Regions from separate parts of the Mus musculus genome. Here region 2 is linked to region 1. The links are chromatin loops, found by intact Hi-C in ENCODE. Cell type or tissue: gastrocnemius. All regions are shown on one strand. Links, peaks and the distances in the headings refer to the core of each region. The heading gives the core; the rest is flanking DNA. Region 1 has its middle 17 kb from the start of Sipa1l3. Region 2 overlaps Sipa1l3 (signal-induced proliferation-associated 1 like 3).

Region 1 (2,807 bases), core at 230-2,729:
GCAGGCAAATCTCTCTGAATTTGATCTCTCTGAATTCCTCCTCTATATTCTGAGCTCCATGACAGCTAGGACTGTGTAGAGATACCCTATCTCAGTGCTCCCCAAACCCCCCCAAAAATGAGGAAGAAAGGGGGAGCAGAAGAGAAGGAAGGAAGGGCAAATTGTCGTGGACCAAACCCAGCCCTACTGCATTGTAAACTCCTATATAAGACCCAGTGATAACCTGGCTTTTAACAAGCTCTCTAACTGATCTCTTGCACACTAGCATGGAGGGCCATTTGCTTAGAAAGCTGTTGGAGTTTGCTGTGAGAAACGGCATGGGCCTTTAGAAGCAGAGTCAGCAGAATCTCCCCTCCAGTGTGGCTAAGCCCTGTGTCTGCAGAGAGGAAGCCGCAGGCAGGACATTTATGTAGAGTGAGTGGGAATCTGTTCGGAGAAGGAAGGACGTGTGTTCAAGACTACCTGCAGTTCCAGTTCTTGGGTGGCTGAGGCAGGAGAACCAGATAATGATTGGGGTCGAGGCTATCCTGGGTTAAACAGAAAGGGGCATGCCAGCCAGGACTATTATGTGACTGACCCTATCCCCAACCCTCAAATCAAGATGTAAGAGCCAATGCACAGTTCTGAACTCACCTGTATCAGAGATAGGGAGGCTCTGCTAGCTCACTACTGCTCATCAGACCCACAATTTACCTCACTCGGTCCTCCTTACTCCCCAGAACCAGAGATGATATCATGTGTGGAAATTTTGCAGTCCCTGCCAGTAGCTCCTATTGTTCTCAGTATACCCATTGAGTCCCCCCTTTTCTTCACCAGCCTACAAAATTCACAGTTGGGATCCTTTGGGTTATCACTGCTGGGATTTGGGGGTGGAGGGAACACAAATGAGTCTTCACTAAGGTTTGTGTTTTCTGTCAGTCCTTCCTTGAGCTCATTCATCAGGATGAACCAGAGAAAACCCCTCCCCTAAGCCCTTCCCAACTTCATCCTTAGACTCAAGGCTGATCCCTAAGAATGAGTCTGGAATGAGTTCTGGAGGACTTGGTTCCAATGGTAGTGACTGACAGCTTGATAACTCAGAAATGATTTATTGGTAGCACTCAGTCTGTAGTCAGAGTGATTATGAGACTAAGATATGCTATTTTCCTGATGTCTGCAGAGAAAACCCAGGTCTCTGTGTTTGTGTGTGTGTGTGGGGGGGGCAGGTTGTTTGTTTGTTTCTTTTAATTTTCCTTAGATCCAATACACAGACTGTATCTGAGGAAAAGCAGGTGGCCTATGAGCCCTGCCTTATGAGAGACCTGCCTGCAGGGGGCAGTCTACTCCACCACACTGCATGCCTCTGGGCACTCCTTGGCTTCATAGAATCTAACAGCATATGAGATAACAGACTTCTTGCTTCCTAGACTTTACAGTTTAGCAGGCAAAGGAGACATCAACAAACGGTCACAAAGTTAACAATGGGACAATTGGAGTGATAGGTTATTACATTTTTTTCTTCTTCAGTCTTTAACTGTTTCAAACTTAAATCCCATGGTGTGCTTGCTGGTATGTGTGCACACTCAGGTGGTCCTCCTGCCTCAGTCTTTCGGGGAGCTGGCTGCTGTGAGTGTACTTAACAAGGAGCGAGCACCCAAAAGGGGGAGGGTATGCATCCTGTGCTTTGCTGGCAGACCCTGAATGAATTAGAAGGCCTTGCCTTCCAGGCAGGCCTCACATTTGGGGACAGGCGTGCAGGTAGTCCAGCTGGGACCAGAAGGGCCTCATTCACTGCCTATAAACTAGAGAGGCCACCTTGGCTTATTCTGTTCTTTGAATGGCATTACAGCTATGGAGCTGAAACTTGTCCACGTGGTCTTCTGAGAGCATGACTCTTGGACTTTGGGCAGATTCAATAGGCTAGAATGCACTTTAACTTTCGTTATGGCTGACAAACATACTTTAATATGGTGGGCTAGTTTCCAGTGAATAGACGAGGTAGCTCAGATAACTGGGAATAGTAGCACCTAGTCACAAATATAAATAGCACCGGCCACAGAGAACTGACCAGGCATTTTACATAATACTGTTTTCTTTCTTTCTTTTTTAATTCTGTGTATGTGTTGGGAGGGGGCATGTGCACATGAGTGCAGGTGCCCTGGAAGGTGGCCGGTAGAGGGTGTCAGATCCCCTGGAACCTGAATTACAGGTATTTGTGAACTGTTTAACATGGGTTCAGGAGACTGGTCCCATGTCAGAGGTCCAAGAGTATGTGCTCTTGACCTCTGAGCTATCTCCCTAGACCCCATTTAGTTCTTCCGAAGGTACTATGTGAGTTAGCTCTTATCCCCCCTTAGCTTTTAAGACGAACATGGAAAGACTATTGGGATACCAAGGGCCATAGGAGCAAAGCGTCACCATCTCACAGCTGGCTACCTGTCCTGTTTCCTCTTCATAACACTGACCTGGTTCTATCCTTTCTGTATCCCTCTAAAGGTGTCCTGTGCATATCGGAGTATAATACATATTCTACATATGTCTGTACACAGTATACATACATTCTCACTCTATCTAGAGATGAGCTCATATTAATATATAGAGCTATACTTCATTTTATAACAGTTGCCAGTTGCAGAGTATATGCCTGACCCTTCACCCAAATTCCTATTAATAACTATTGGTCCTGTGTGTATGGGGGGAGGGGCTATCTCATGTAGCCTAGGCAAGCATCAGCCTTGCAGTGCAGCCAAGGAACTCCCAGTCCTCCTGCCTCCACTTCCCTAGTGAATTTCCCGGTAAATTACAGACCTTCTGCCAGTGTATTTGGC
Region 2 (2,807 bases), core at 108-2,607, 140 kb after region 1:
GATTGCCCAGTTTGGTGGTTTCAGGCCAGTCTGGGCAATTTAGGAAAGCTGTCTCAAATTAAATAGTTAAGAACAAAACAGAACTCAGCTGTGGTGACCAGCTCCCTTTGTTGGATCAAGAGTAAGAGATCGGGCTGGTGAGATGGCTCAGTGGGTAAGAGCACCCGACTGCTCTTCCAAAGGTCTGGAGTTCAAATCCCAGCAACCACATGGTGGCTCACAACCATCCGTAACGAGATCTGACTCCCTCTTCTGGAGTGCCTGAAGACAACTACAGTGTACTTACATATAATGAATTAAAAAAAAAAAAAAAGTAAGAGATCATGCTGAGCTGTTTACTGAGTCTGGGTCCTAGCCTGGGCTGTGTGAGACCTGTCTTCCCTGCCCTCCAGAAAAGAACAAAAGGTGTGGGGGATGTCAGTTGTAGTCTTGTCGAATAAAGAAGATACCATGAAGACACCCATTCTGGAGATGGAAGCAGGGGGCATGGCTCCCAGGAGTGCAGGAGAGAGAGCCTCCTAGCATGGGCCCTACCTGTGCATCCTGGTCAGATTCTGCCATTGTCCATATGGCCTGCGCAGGTCCAAGGTCTCCCACATGGGTCCTCCTGCAGTAAATATGATTTGCCAAGCACTCCAGTTTATCAAGATCTTTGCTAGGAACTAAGGGACTGATACAGGCAACAGTCAAAACAATGTCCCATTTTCTCATCACTGACAACCTGAATGGGAAGAGATAAATGAGGAACAGGGAGGGAGAGCCTCTGTGTGCAAAATGTGGGCATAAATATCAGATAAGGAATAGGAAAAGGCAAAGAAAGGCATGCTGGGGCAGGACAGATCTCAGATTTGCTGTGGGTGACAGAAATCCCTCCAAGGAGGAAGGAGCAGCAGGGACAGCCATTCCCACTGTTTGCAAGAGGAAGGCTTTCCTGGAATGCTTGAAGAGCATCCGGGCAGGTGTGGGAGGAGAACAGGCTGTGTCAGAGGCTGGGGGGTCCCATGTGGGGCCTTCTTGGCTTTGTCCATTCCTCTGGAGTGAGAAGGAGCCAGAAGGGCTCTGAGCTTCCAGGGACTAGGCCTGACTCCGGCGCTCACATGCGCCCTCTGCTGGTAGTGGGCATGGGAAGCCAGCAAGGCAGTCTGGGTAGGATTCTTAGAGCTGACCTGTGACCCTTCCCTCCTCCCTCTCTGCTTCCAGCTGCTGAGGAAGAGGCACATAGGGAATGACATCGTGACGATCATCTTCCAGGAGCCCGGCGCCTTACCTTTCACCCCTAAGAACATCCGCTCGCACTTCCAGCACGTCTTCATCATCGTCCGAGTCCACAACCCCTGCACTGAGAATGTCTGCTATAGGTACGGCTGCCAGCATCCCGGCCACCACAGCCAGGCCCTGAGAGGCTGAGGAGGTTGTACCTAGTCACAGATCCCACCTCACCTCACATCCTGGCCCCCTGCTTCCCATCAGGGCCTATATTTTTGGAACTTTCTGAGTAATGGGAAACGGCCTCATCCTGGCTCACAGGAAGATATGCTCGTCTGTGCGGGCTCTTGGGCACCTCACAGGAAGGCTCAGCCGGGCGTTGAGCCTGAAGGGAGCTTCATCTTCTGGCGGCACTCAGTTTAACGTCTTCCCAGCTATAGAGGGAAACACATCGATATCGGGCTGGGGTTGTAGCTCAGTTCACAGAAAGCTGGCCTAGCATGCACAGAGCCCTCAGTTTGGTGCCCAGTGTAACATAAACCAAGCACAGTGGTGCATTCCTATAATTCCGGTGTTTGGAAGGGGGAGGCAGGGGAATCAGAAGTTCAAGGTCATTCTCGGCCGTCTATCAAGTTTAAGGCCAGCTGAACTGCTGGAGACCCTGCCTCAGTGAGGGCAAGAGAGAAAGCAAGCAGCCACACCTCACTGGGGCGTGAGCAGAAACTCTGTGGAGGCAGGCCCTCTGGCCTGGCTGCAGTCAGGTGCCCCTGGGAGCTCAGTGCCTGGCCCGGTGAGAACAGAGAGCTACAGGGGTGATAACCTAGAAGCAGACCCCAGGGACCACCTACATGGGGGCCCTGCTTGTAGGTATTGTTGAGGAGGGGACAGAGTGTCACTCTGTAGCCCAGGCTGTCTTCCAACTCTAAACCCTCCTGAATGAATGTCGGGGTGATAGGCATGTTGGATTGAGGGTTTTGGTTTCCACACAGACAGGTAACCCAGGTCTCAAGCCAGTTCCTTACCCTCTGCAACAGCAGGGCTTCCCCACGTTAGTGGCTGTCCCCAGAAGATGAAGAGGAAGCCATTGGAGACTAGGAGCAGGATAGAGCTGGATCCTCTGAAACACTGACCCAGCAACCCAGGCCCCGACTGTGGGGACTGGAGCAGGTGTACTGCTTCCCATTGTTTGAACATGGTGTAAAATCCAAAGACTCCAGGAGGGTGGGCGTGCAGCTGCATCGGCCCCCTGCTCGGCCGTCTTCACCCCGAGGGCTGCTTCTACGTCTCTAGGCCATGTAGTATTCCACGTGTCAGCACAGGTGCTGGCTGGCTAGAGCCTCTGCTGTAGAGCCTAGGGGCTTCCACTCAGCAGTCTCCGAGGTCTTTGCGTTCCAGATAGATGACAGCTCCCCATTGTCCTCCAAGGACAGGCATTTGGGACAGTTTGCTAGTGCCTGCACTGAGTCACCTTGAGTCTGCACCCATTGCAGTCGCCATCAAATCAAGCAGAAGGCTGTCTAGGGAATGGTTGCAGTGGAAGTGGGGGAGTGAGGGCCCTTGCCCATGTACACTGGTAGCCTTGGTCTTGCTGGAGCTGGCAG

Evidence for each region. Peaks named below come from ENCODE experiments on the same cell type or tissue, not always from the same donor. Only the 100,000 strongest peaks of a DNase experiment are listed, where the experiment ranks them.
Region 2: it touches region 1 in a loop (12-fold over the local background); 41 of 42 quality-filtered maps call a loop at or near these places.

The regions. Positions count from the first base shown.
Region 1 is chr7:29,520,911-29,523,717 of GRCm38, reverse strand. It overlaps 4932431P20Rik. Among named protein-coding and RNA genes, the nearest start is that of Sipa1l3, 17 kb to the right of the region's middle. In gastrocnemius, for the core only: a CTCF peak has its summit at 1,307 (motif pointing right); DNase peaks (open chromatin) are centred at 1,316, 1,643 and 2,719; H3K27ac peaks cover 470 bases.
Region 2 is chr7:29,381,747-29,384,553 of GRCm38, reverse strand. It overlaps Sipa1l3 (signal-induced proliferation-associated 1 like 3), which reads left to right. Exons shown (of 23, transcript NM_001081028.1): 9 at 1,201-1,358. Among named protein-coding and RNA genes, the nearest start is that of Dpf1, 75 kb to the right of the region's middle. In gastrocnemius, for the core only: a CTCF peak has its summit at 1,119 (motif pointing left); a DNase peak (open chromatin) is centred at 1,094.